Regions from separate parts of the Homo sapiens genome. Here region 2 is linked to region 1. A link is a loop called in an ENCODE intact Hi-C map of the cell type or tissue named here. Cell type or tissue: Caco-2. All regions are shown on one strand. Links, peaks and the distances in the headings refer to the core of each region. The heading gives the core; the rest is flanking DNA.

The links. A loop is a pair of places that touch in the nucleus more often than their neighbours do. Peaks named below come from ENCODE experiments on the same cell type or tissue, not always from the same donor. Only the 100,000 strongest peaks of a DNase experiment are listed, where the experiment ranks them.
Region 2: it touches region 1 in a loop (4-fold over the local background); 3 of 110 quality-filtered maps call a loop at or near these places.

What each region holds. Positions count from the first base shown.
Region 1 is chr10:52,486,450-52,491,834 of GRCh38, reverse strand. No RefSeq gene overlaps it. Among named protein-coding and RNA genes, the nearest start is that of LNCAROD, 19 kb to the right of the region's middle. In Caco-2, for the core only: CTCF peaks have their summits at 2,534 and 2,733 (motif pointing right); no DNase peak of the experiment used is centred there.
Region 2 is chr10:52,366,801-52,372,185 of GRCh38, reverse strand. No RefSeq gene overlaps it. Among named protein-coding and RNA genes, the nearest start is that of DKK1, 55 kb to the right of the region's middle. In Caco-2, for the core only: a CTCF peak has its summit at 3,268 (motif pointing left); no DNase peak of the experiment used is centred there.

The sequences.
Region 1 (5,385 bases), core at 298-5,297:
GTGACTCATACCTGTAATCCCAGCACTTTTGAGGCAAGTAGATTGCTTGAGTCCAGGAGTTTGAGACCAGCCTGCACAACATTGTGAAATCCCATCCATACAAAAAATACAAAAATTAGCTGGGTGTGGCTGCGTGTGTTTGTAGTCCCAACTACTCAGCTACTCTACTTGGGAGGCTGAGGTGGGAGGATCACTTGAGCCCAGGAGGCAGAGGTTGCAGGGAGCTAAAATCGCCCCTCTTCAATCTACCCTGGGCTACAGGGCAAGACCTTGTCTAAAAAAAAAAAAAAAGAAGAAGAACTCTGTGGAATGGCAAGTGAATCCTCCAGCTCCTAAACGTGGCAAACTGCTGGGATGATTCATAAAAAATCTCACTAGAAAAAAAAAAATGAGCTCATTCTGGAAACTGGAAGTGATGTTTTATCTTTATTTTTTTGAATAAATACTTAATTACCCACATCATAAGGAAGGAATGTTTTAATCAAAGATAATAGAATGCATTAAACAAATGCATTTCCTCTTCAGTTACTGTTTCTTTGGTTATGTTTTTTCTGTGTTTTAGAACATGCGGAGATTATTACAAAATGTACAAACAATTTCACATAAAATTGCTGCCCTTACTCACTCTGTCCACATTATAAAATTGGAATCTGTAGACATATAATTATATGCATGCTTTGTTTCAATTAGGTAAATATACAAATTTAAAGGACATATATTTGAAATAGATCTCATAAGGCAAAGAAATGTGAGTATATCAACAACAAATTGCAACTACTGCCATTGATCTTGATAAAAATTTAGATATCCAATAAGAAATTCAATATAAAGTGATTTCCTCAATTCTTAGCCAGTATGGATTAAATGTCAACCTTGTGAAGGAGAAAGAGACTAGTGAGATAAGGTTATGGTTTCTCATGGCCTACACATCCCTGTTTCATCCAGAATGCTATCAGTCTTACCCTGCCACTATGCTTAAAACCATTTATCGGCAGGTAATTGGAAGCAAGGAGGGAGCAGGAGGAGAGGGAAAACAAAAAGGTGTCAGATACAGATTCCAAAACTGATTTTAGTTTAAGATCCATGTATTGTACCTAAAGACAGGGACAGTAAACTATTGAAAGACTATCTAAAGTTCTAAACTATCTGTCAGAATAAAAGTTATATTAGAATGCAGTTTAAAATTTGGCTTCTTTTTGTTTACACACTCAGATATAACAATATTTTCAGCATGTTTCCTTTTCACTACATTACTAAGCTATGTAACAATTTCAAACAATGTTACTGTCTTGGAACCTATCACTACTTGGTAAAGAATACAACACAATGCATAGAACAACAATAACAAAGGCAATTATAATAACTAACATTTACTAAAAATGTTCTGTGTGTTAGGTCCTGTTCTAAGCAATTTTACATATAATAGCACATTTAATGCTCGTAATTACACAAAGAGGTAAGCATAATTAGTATCTCCATTTTATAGATGAAAAAAAATTGAAGTACAAAGAATTTAAATGATCAAGATCGCATGGCTAATTAGCAGAATAACCAAGGTTTGCACATAGAAATTTACCTTCGGGGCCCATGCTCTTAGGTAATCAATATATAATACATCAAAGTAAAATATAAAAATTTTAGAAGCCTATGTTTCTTGTTGTACTCACATTTCAAATATGGGCAACTGCCATAGCTTGAATTTGTAGTAATTAATTTACTGGCTATTTACCATGGGATAGGAATTGGCCTATGTAATTCACATGAGTATTCTCCCCACTTTACACACAGGGAAACTGAGATTCAGAAAGTTTAAATTCTTCAATTAAAGTCATACAGTGGTTAATTGAATATTTAAGCATTCAAAGATAGCCATTTCTGCCTTTCTGATATTGTCTCCCCTCTCATATTACAGTTTAAGCAATAAACTCTATAAAGGAATCATTACAGTTTACGTTGGTTACTGGTAATGGGTAACTGATAATTGGAGACTGGTAATTTTGAAATTAACCACAGGTAATGCATGTTTTATAATATGTTTATTGTTCTTTTTAGTAACTGAAAAGGATAGTTATTCTTTTTTTTTTTTTTTTTTTTGGAGACAGAATTTTGCTATTATTGCCCAGGCTGGAGTGCAGTGGCGTGATCTTGGTTCACTGCAACCTCCGCCTCCCGGATTCAAGTGATTCTCCTGCCTCAGCTTCTCGAGTAGCTGGGATTACAGGTGCCCGCCACCATGCCCGGCTAATTTTTGTACTTTTAATAGAGACAGGGTTTCACCATGTTGGCCAGGCTGGTCTTGAACTCCTGACCTCAGGTGATCCTCCCACCTTGGCCTCCCAAAGTGCTGGGATTACAGGAGTGAGCCACTACTGCCAGCCAGTTATTCTTAACCATTCTGTATCCCTCTTCCCCGCAGATCACTGCCACCTGACATTAGCCAAATCAGCAATCCTTCATGCAGAAAGGAAAGTACTGTGGGGAAGAAAAGAGCATTTCTTGTTGTACTCCGTTGATAGCTTTAAATTCAAAAGTAGCATAAAACTTAGGGTCTTGGAAGAATATCAGAAATTGATGGATCAGTACTCTGGCTGGCTTGTAGAAATTTGTTAACCTCTGCCAGAGAAGGCACCTGAAATCAGTAGTCAGTCCTGTGACCAACACTGCTACTTTGTTGGGTTTTTGAGATTTACAATAATTTCTCCCTATTATTCTATTTTCTGTAGATTATAACACTATCTGCCACCAGGTGGAGAAAGAGAGTCACAATTTCTTGTCTGTTTTTCAGGGCCCTAGGGTTAGAATTTTAAAAACTGAGAAAAAAAAAAATTGTTCATAAAACTATTGGGTTTCTTTATCATGAAAAATAAGCATTTATCAAGCCATCTGTTTTAGAAAGAAAAAAGCAAATATAAAGTTGCTTATATCTTCTCTCTTCAAAATTTGACCAGCCCCAACACTAAGCATAACTACCATTTTCAGACAAAGCAAAAATGATCTCAATCCTAGTTGCACATTACAATTGCCTGGGGAGCTTTATCAATGTCCGGGCCCCATTCCAGTCAAACAGGGTGAGAATTTCTTGGAAGGAGGCCCAGGCATCCATATTTTTAAAAAACTTCTCATGAAATTCTCATGTATAACCAGAGTTGAGGCTCACTACTCTACAGAGTTAGATGTTTTTCTAATGGAGCTGTAGATTGTTGAAAGGGGTTATTACCAGCAGCAGAGTCTGAATCTCGACACAGCAGATTTATAATAACTTAAATCAGGCTCCAGGAAACCGATTTATGCCAACAAAATCATAAAATTATAATTTATAAATTAGGGTGTCAATGTATTAATTTACTCTGAAGAAATGACTAACTATGCCACATTAATTATGTTGGGGAATTAAATTTTCCCCAAAGTAGACAGTCATTCATTTATTCACAATTTAGGAGTAACAAATATGCTGGAAGCTGGGCAAAAGAATTTAAGATCTAAATTCAGATCATTTGATGTATCTACAAACCTAACAGTGGTTAGTAAATAATCTTCAGTGACAGTGGTATCAACCTAGGCATGATAATATGTTGGGTTATTCTGTGGTAGTAAGATTTTATAGACAGAGATAGTGCCATCAGTCAGCCAAGCACCCTCCCCTCTGGGTAAAGCTAAAGAAACACTCATATTTTTAAAACTCACTCTTTCTTTTTCCCTGCTTCCTGAGCATCAAATGCACCTGTGATGGGTTAAAGGGTATAAAGGAGTTTATGTCATTTTTCAAAGAAAAAACACAGAAGGTGACACAGATCATTATGCCATGCGTGACTTTGACTCAGGATAGCTTGAGGTCTCAACAAATAACCAGCCAATAGGAAAAATTATAGGGCCAGAAAACAACAACAACAACAACAAAACCATGGGTGACAAAGGAAAGTAACCAGGCTACTTAGCAGCTTTGGTGACAGCAGCAAAGAAGTCCTAAGCAAGAGTTCCAACATGACAGCAGAATCAACTATGGCTCAGGTACCGGCATTTTAAAACGAGGATTTATGATACAAGTTGAAAAGACAGGTTAACAAGAGCAAAGCAAGATCCAAGGATGCTGGCTGCCAGTTGTTTCCAGACACCGCCTCGTTCTAGAGGAGTAGCTAGAACACAAGCAAAGCTACCAGGTAAGCTGGATGCTCTGTTAGGACCATTGGCTCTGGAGTCTGATTACCTTCTGTTCTACCCCATCTAACCTATGTATTTTGGAATAAATTTTCTTTAACATCTATTTTCTCTTCTGTGAAATGGGGAGATAATTATTCCTATTTCACAGGGATCCTCTGAGAATTAACAAAGACAGTCTAGGCAAATCACAGTGGTTCTTCTAAAAGTGTGATTCCCTAGACCAGCAGCATCAGCTTCAACTGGGAACTGCAAATTTCCCAACCTTACTCCAGACCTATTGAATCAGCAGCTCTGAAGGTAGGGCCCAGTAACCAGCCCTCCAGATTTAACAAGCCCTCCAGATTTAACAAGCCCTCCAGATTTTACTGATGTACATTCAAGTTTAAAGACAACTAATTGAAAAGGCAGTTAATCCTGAATAAATGGAAGCAAGCAGAATCCCTGTCCCATATACTGGACTAATAACAGGAAGAAAGTAGGGAATACTAAAGCTAAAGTGCTATACAGGAACATAGGGTACATCTGAGGCATACCAGCTCCTAGGTCTGCTTATCAGCGAAGCCAACCCAAGACACATGAAACAGCAAACTTGACCAGAGCAATTGGAAATGAGTTAGTAGCACTTAAATCTGGGGAGCATATTTGATTTCTAACCTGATGAGATTTCAGCTGCTGATTCATTACTCAATCAGCTGTGGTTTGGAGTGAAAGGCACATGATAGAAACATACCCATGTAATTCTGTCATTCTAAAAATATTCAGCATAATAATTTCCCAGATAGTGCTGCCTGGTGAGACAGCATCTTACATATCTCCAGTCATTCTAAGTCCTCATTTTTCTCTGGGTTAAACAGAGTTGGTTTCTTCTCACACTGTTCACTATCTGGTTAGAATGCCCCCAAATAATACATATTTTTCTCCTGGTCAATGTCTCTCTTAAAATATGATATGATTCCCCCAAAACACTTAGTTCTTAGCTCACATCAATCATATCTCCATTCTTGATTAGATTACAAGCCACCTGAAGTCCCAGGACCTGAGTCAATTCTTTATCCCTCATATCTATTATAAAATCCTAACCAGGAGTCACAGTTTGAAAAATGTTGTTCAAGAAAGCTATATATATGATGATCCACATACATTTTAACTTTGTACAGACAAGAATATACATTTTCCAACCATTAAATCTCCATAATTAGCCACTGTTTTAGCTGGGCCACCTACCAT
Region 2 (5,385 bases), core at 216-5,215, 120 kb after region 1:
GAGCTGGTTTTTTTGAAAAGATTAACAAAATAGATAGACTGCTAGCCAGGTTAACAAAGAAGAATAGAGAAAAGAATCAAATAGACATAATAAAAAATGATAAAAGGGAGATCACCACTGATCACTCAGAAATACAAACTACCATCAGAGAATACATAAACATCTCTATGCAAATAAATTAGAAAATCTAGAAGAAATGGGTAAATTCCTGGACACATACACCCTCCCAAGACTAAACCAGGAAGAAGTTGAATCCCTGAATAGACCAATAACAAGTTCTGAAACTGAGGCAGTAATTAATATCCTACTAACCAAAAAAAAAAGCCCAAGACCAGATGGATTCACAGCTGAATTCTACCAGAGGTACAAAGAGGAGCTGGTACCATTCCTTCTGAAACTATTCCAACAATAGAAAAAGAGGGATTCCTCCTTAACTCATTTTATGAGGCCAGCATCATTCTGATACCAAAACCTGGCAGAGACACAACAAAAAAGGAAAATTTCAGGCCAACATCCCTGATGAACATCAATGCAAAATCCTCAATACAATACTGGAAAACTGAATTCAGCAGCACATCAAAAAGCTTATCCACCACGATCAAGTCGGCTTCATCCCTGGGATGCAAGTCTGGTTCAACATATGCAAATCAATAAACATAATCCATCACATAAATAGAACCAATGACAAAAACCACATGATTATCTCAATAGATGCAGAAAAGGCTTTCAATAAAATTCAACACCCTTTCATGCTAAAAACTCTATAAACTAAGTATTGACAGATCATGTCTCTAAATAATAAGAGCTATTTATGACAAACCCACAGCCAATATCATACTGAATGGGCAAAAATTGGAAGCATTCACTTTGAAAACTGGCACAAGACAAGGATGCCCTCTCTCACCATGCCTGTTCAACATAGTATTGGAAGTTCTGGCCAGGACAATCAGGCTAGAGAAAGAAATAAAGGGTATTCAGATAGGAAGAGAGGAAGTCAAATTGTCTCTGTTTGCAGAAGACATGATTGTATATTTAGAAAACCCTATTGTCTCAGCCCAAAATCTCCTTAAACTGATAAGCAACTTCAGCAAAGTCTCAGGATACAAAATCAATGTGCAAAAATCACAAGCATTTCTATACACCAATAATAGACAAACAGAGAGCCAAATCATTAGCAAACTCCCATTCACAATTGCTACAAAAAGAATAAAATACTTAGGAATCCAACTTACAAGGGATGTGAAGGACCTCTTCAAGGAGAACTACAAACCACTGCTCAAGGAAATAAGAGATGACACAAACAAATGGAAAAACATTCCATGCTCATGGATAGGAAGAATCAATATTGTGAAAATGGCCATATTCCTCAAAGTAATTTATAGATTCAATGCTACTCCCATCAAGTTATCATTGACTTTCTTCAAAGAATTAGAAAAAAACTACTTTAAATTTCATATGGAACCAAAAAAAGAGCCTGTATAGCAAGACAATCCTAAGAAAAAAGAACAAAGCTGGAGGCAACATGCTACCTGACTTCAAACTATACTACAAGGCCGCAGTAACCAAAACAGCATGGTACTGGTACCAAAACAGATATATAGACCAATGGAACAGAACAGAAGCCTCAGAAATAACACCACACACCTACAACCATCTGATCTTTGAGAAACCTAACATAAACAAGCAATGGGGAAAGGATTCCCTATTTAATAAATGGTGTTGGGAAAACTGGCTAGCCGTATGCAGAAAACTGAAACTGGACCCTGTCCTTACACCTGAGAATAAGAGTGGTCAAAGATAGATCTATAGTTTAAAACTAGAGAATTTGGAATAATCTATTCCTTGGGGAGGGAGGAAGAAAAAAAAATATGTACTCAATGTTATTAGTGCTTTATAACCACCTTTGCTCTATGAAAGAGTTGCTGGCTTAATAATAACTCAGTGCAGCCAGGCACAGCAGCTCATGCCTGTAATCCCAGCACCTTGGGAGACAGGAGTGGGCAGATCACTTGAGTTCAGGAGTTCAAGACCAGCCTGGCCAACATGGTGAAACCCATGTTTACTAAAAATAGAAAAATTAGCTGGGCATGGTGGCATGCACCTGTAATCCTAGCTACTCGGGAGGTTGAGGCATGAGAATCACTTTAACCAGGGAGGTGGATGTTGCAGTGAGTGGAGATCACACCGCTGCACTCCAGCCTAGGAGGCAAAGTGAAACTGTGTCTTAAAAAATATATATATATTTCAATTTACATTTCCAGGCCTTGTATTTGTGGCTAGAGAATTTAATACAAGGAAGTCTCTGTGTCACTGATCTAGTGTTCAATAGTAAAACTGAAAAGATATTGAAGCAAAAAGATAGGAGGGATGTGCTTCTGAAAAGTGTTTTGTTCAGGATATCAACCAAGGCAAACAGTATCAATTTTAGCTATATTTTTCTGTTTTGTTTTACAGGATAAAAAGGAAAAACTAACACACAATAAAAAGATAAACTAATGTGGGGGATGGGGGCTAATTAACAGACACTACAATTTAAACTTATGAGAACCAATGCTAAAACAGAATAACTCTGCTGCTATTTAAACCTATTATAGGTAGAAGTAAAAGAAGACAGAACAAAAGAATTACCAAAATTTTAGCAATATAATTATAAGGTAGATAGAAATTGAGAAAGACTAAAAACACAGATGAATAACTCAGGCTTGTCCAAAATCAATAAATTTTAGACATGCAGGATCCTATGGATCTTCACAGATATGGCATCTGACATAGCTTCCCAGCTCCTTCCAACATAACACAGGTAAAGAAATGCTGCAAAAAATAGGATTATGTCATTGATTTTTTTTTCTATTATGGGGATACACTAGTCTTACTAGGATCAGCTAATTTCTTAACAATGCCTTATTCCTAGATGGAATCACTTTGCTCCAGTCAATAAATTTAGACAAAAGCAGTGCAGTGGCTTCTTCAGAGTTTGAAAGTAAGCAAGACTGTTTTTATTTTCCTGCTATTTCCCAGGTGCATTTGGGAAATGCTTTTCCTTAGCGTGCCTTGGACATTGCCTCTTCTTTGTTCTATTTGCTGTCATTACAAAGGAGATCACAATCATCATTTTGGCCTTCAAGTTAAATCACATCTGTTGAGTCAGGGGTTTGGGGCTTAGCATCCATGTGGAAAGAAATGCTCAGGTCACAGTTCTTTCCCTGACATGCAGTCTTTCTAGGTCACCTTCATTTCTTCTCCCATCACCATTGCCCCTCCTGCTGGCCAAACCCTCACCCATTTGTTGATTCGAACTTTTTATCCACTTGCCCTCTGCACACTTCCCAGTCTAGTTGAATTGGCTTCACTCATTTTTTCAGCACTTACTGAGAGCCTGGCATGTGCCAGGTGCTGTTTAAAGAAAAGGTATCATTAGAAATGAGTAGGGCTTACAATTTCATCATTGAGAATTCAGCTTTGCAATTGAGTAACAAAACCCACTAATATTTGAAGGGTATACTTTCTCTTTAGGGGGTCATTCTAAACAAAATTTGGCTCAGTTAATGAAAACAGTGCAGATCAAAATACAAAAACTCAGCCAAGTGCAGTGGTGCATGCCTGTAATCCTAGCTACTTGGGAGGCTGAGGCAGAAGGATCGCTTGAACCCAGGAACTTGAGGCTGCTGGGTGCTCTGATGGCACCACTGCACTCCAGTCTGGGTGACAGACTGAGACCTCATCTATAAAAAGAAAAAATAGAAAACAAAACAATATATAAAATCTCAAAATACGGCCAGGCGCGGTGGCTCACACCTGTAATCCCAGCACTTTGGGAGGCTGAGGAAGACGGATCACCTGAGGTCAGGAGTTCGAGACCAGCCTGGCCAACATGGTGATACCTAGTCTCTACTAAAATTACAAAAAAAATTAGCTGGGCACGGTGGTGGGGACCTGTAATCCCAGCTGCTACTTGGGAGACTGAGGACAGAGAATCGTTGGAACTTGGGAGGCAGAGGTTTCAGTGAGCTGAGATCATGCCATTACACTCCAGCCTGGGCAACAAAAGCAAAACTCTGTCTCAAAAACAAAACAAAACAAAAACCTCAAAATACTACTAGCATAAAACCAAGATCTGTGAAGAATAAACACACATTCAGAGCTGAGGACAAGCTTCTAAGGGGTAGGGAATACTTTGAGAACATAAACATTTGCTGTTGTTCTGGTCAAGCCTAAATTGTAACACATTTCTATATTACTGTCTCCTAAATTGGATTTTCACATTCTCTATAATTTTAGTGAGCTTTTACTGACATCTTGGTATAAAACCCCACAAGTTGGTCGGCCATTTAAATGTACATGTTTTCCAAAGGACACACACACACACACACACAAACACACCCACACATATCCATTGAATTAATCTGAAGAACTTGATTAGAAAAAAAAACAGAAAGGAAACAAAAAGCCCACTTTTTTACTATTTTTTTTCTTCACAATCCTATAAGCTAGGTTCTGAAGTCATATACACTTGTGCTGGGGTTTTGGTTCTACCACTTTTGGAAAATTTATTCTCAGAACCTCTGTTTTCTTTTTTGTAAATCAGGAGTGGTAACACCTATCCTGCTGAACTGTGGTAAAGACTGTAGATAATTGAAATATTGTCTCAGGAAACACTTAGTAAATATCAGCTGTTGTTATAGTTCTCTTTTGGACTAAAAAACTAAATTATATGTGACATATATTCCTTAATTAGTAAAATTTAGGTCATGTGATTTCCAAAACCAAGGACTAAATTTTTCACCAATATCAGGAATCAATTGGATTGATTTCTCCCTTGTTCTATCTATATTTTTCTGTACTCTCTACAATTTCTCTGGCAGAAAAACAAAAAGTAGTTTTATTTGAAGTAGCAATATCAGCACTGATTTCACCTCCAGACAAGATTCTTACTCCGAGGGGAAGAAATATGGATTACAGGTACAGAAGTACAGAACTCCTTCAGAAAAAAAATGTGTTTATAATAGTTTTCCTCTTTTTCTTTTCTTTCTTTCTTTCTTTCTTTCTTTTTTTTTTTTTTTTTTTTGAGACAGAGTTTCACTCTTGTCACCCAGGCTGGAGTGCAATGCCATGATCTCGGCTCACTGCAATCTCTGCCTCCCCAGTTCAAGACAGTCTCCTGCCTCAGCCTCCGCAGTAGCTGGGATTACAGGCACTTGCCACCATACCCGGCTGATTTTTGTATTTTTAGTAGAGATGGAGTTTTGCCATGTTGGCCAGGCTGGTCTTGAACTCCTGACCTCAGATGATCTGCCCACCTCAGCCTCCCAAAGTGTTGGGATTAGAGGCGTGAGACACTGCACCTGGCCAATTCAGTGTTTTAATCTCATAAATGTATATGGTAGA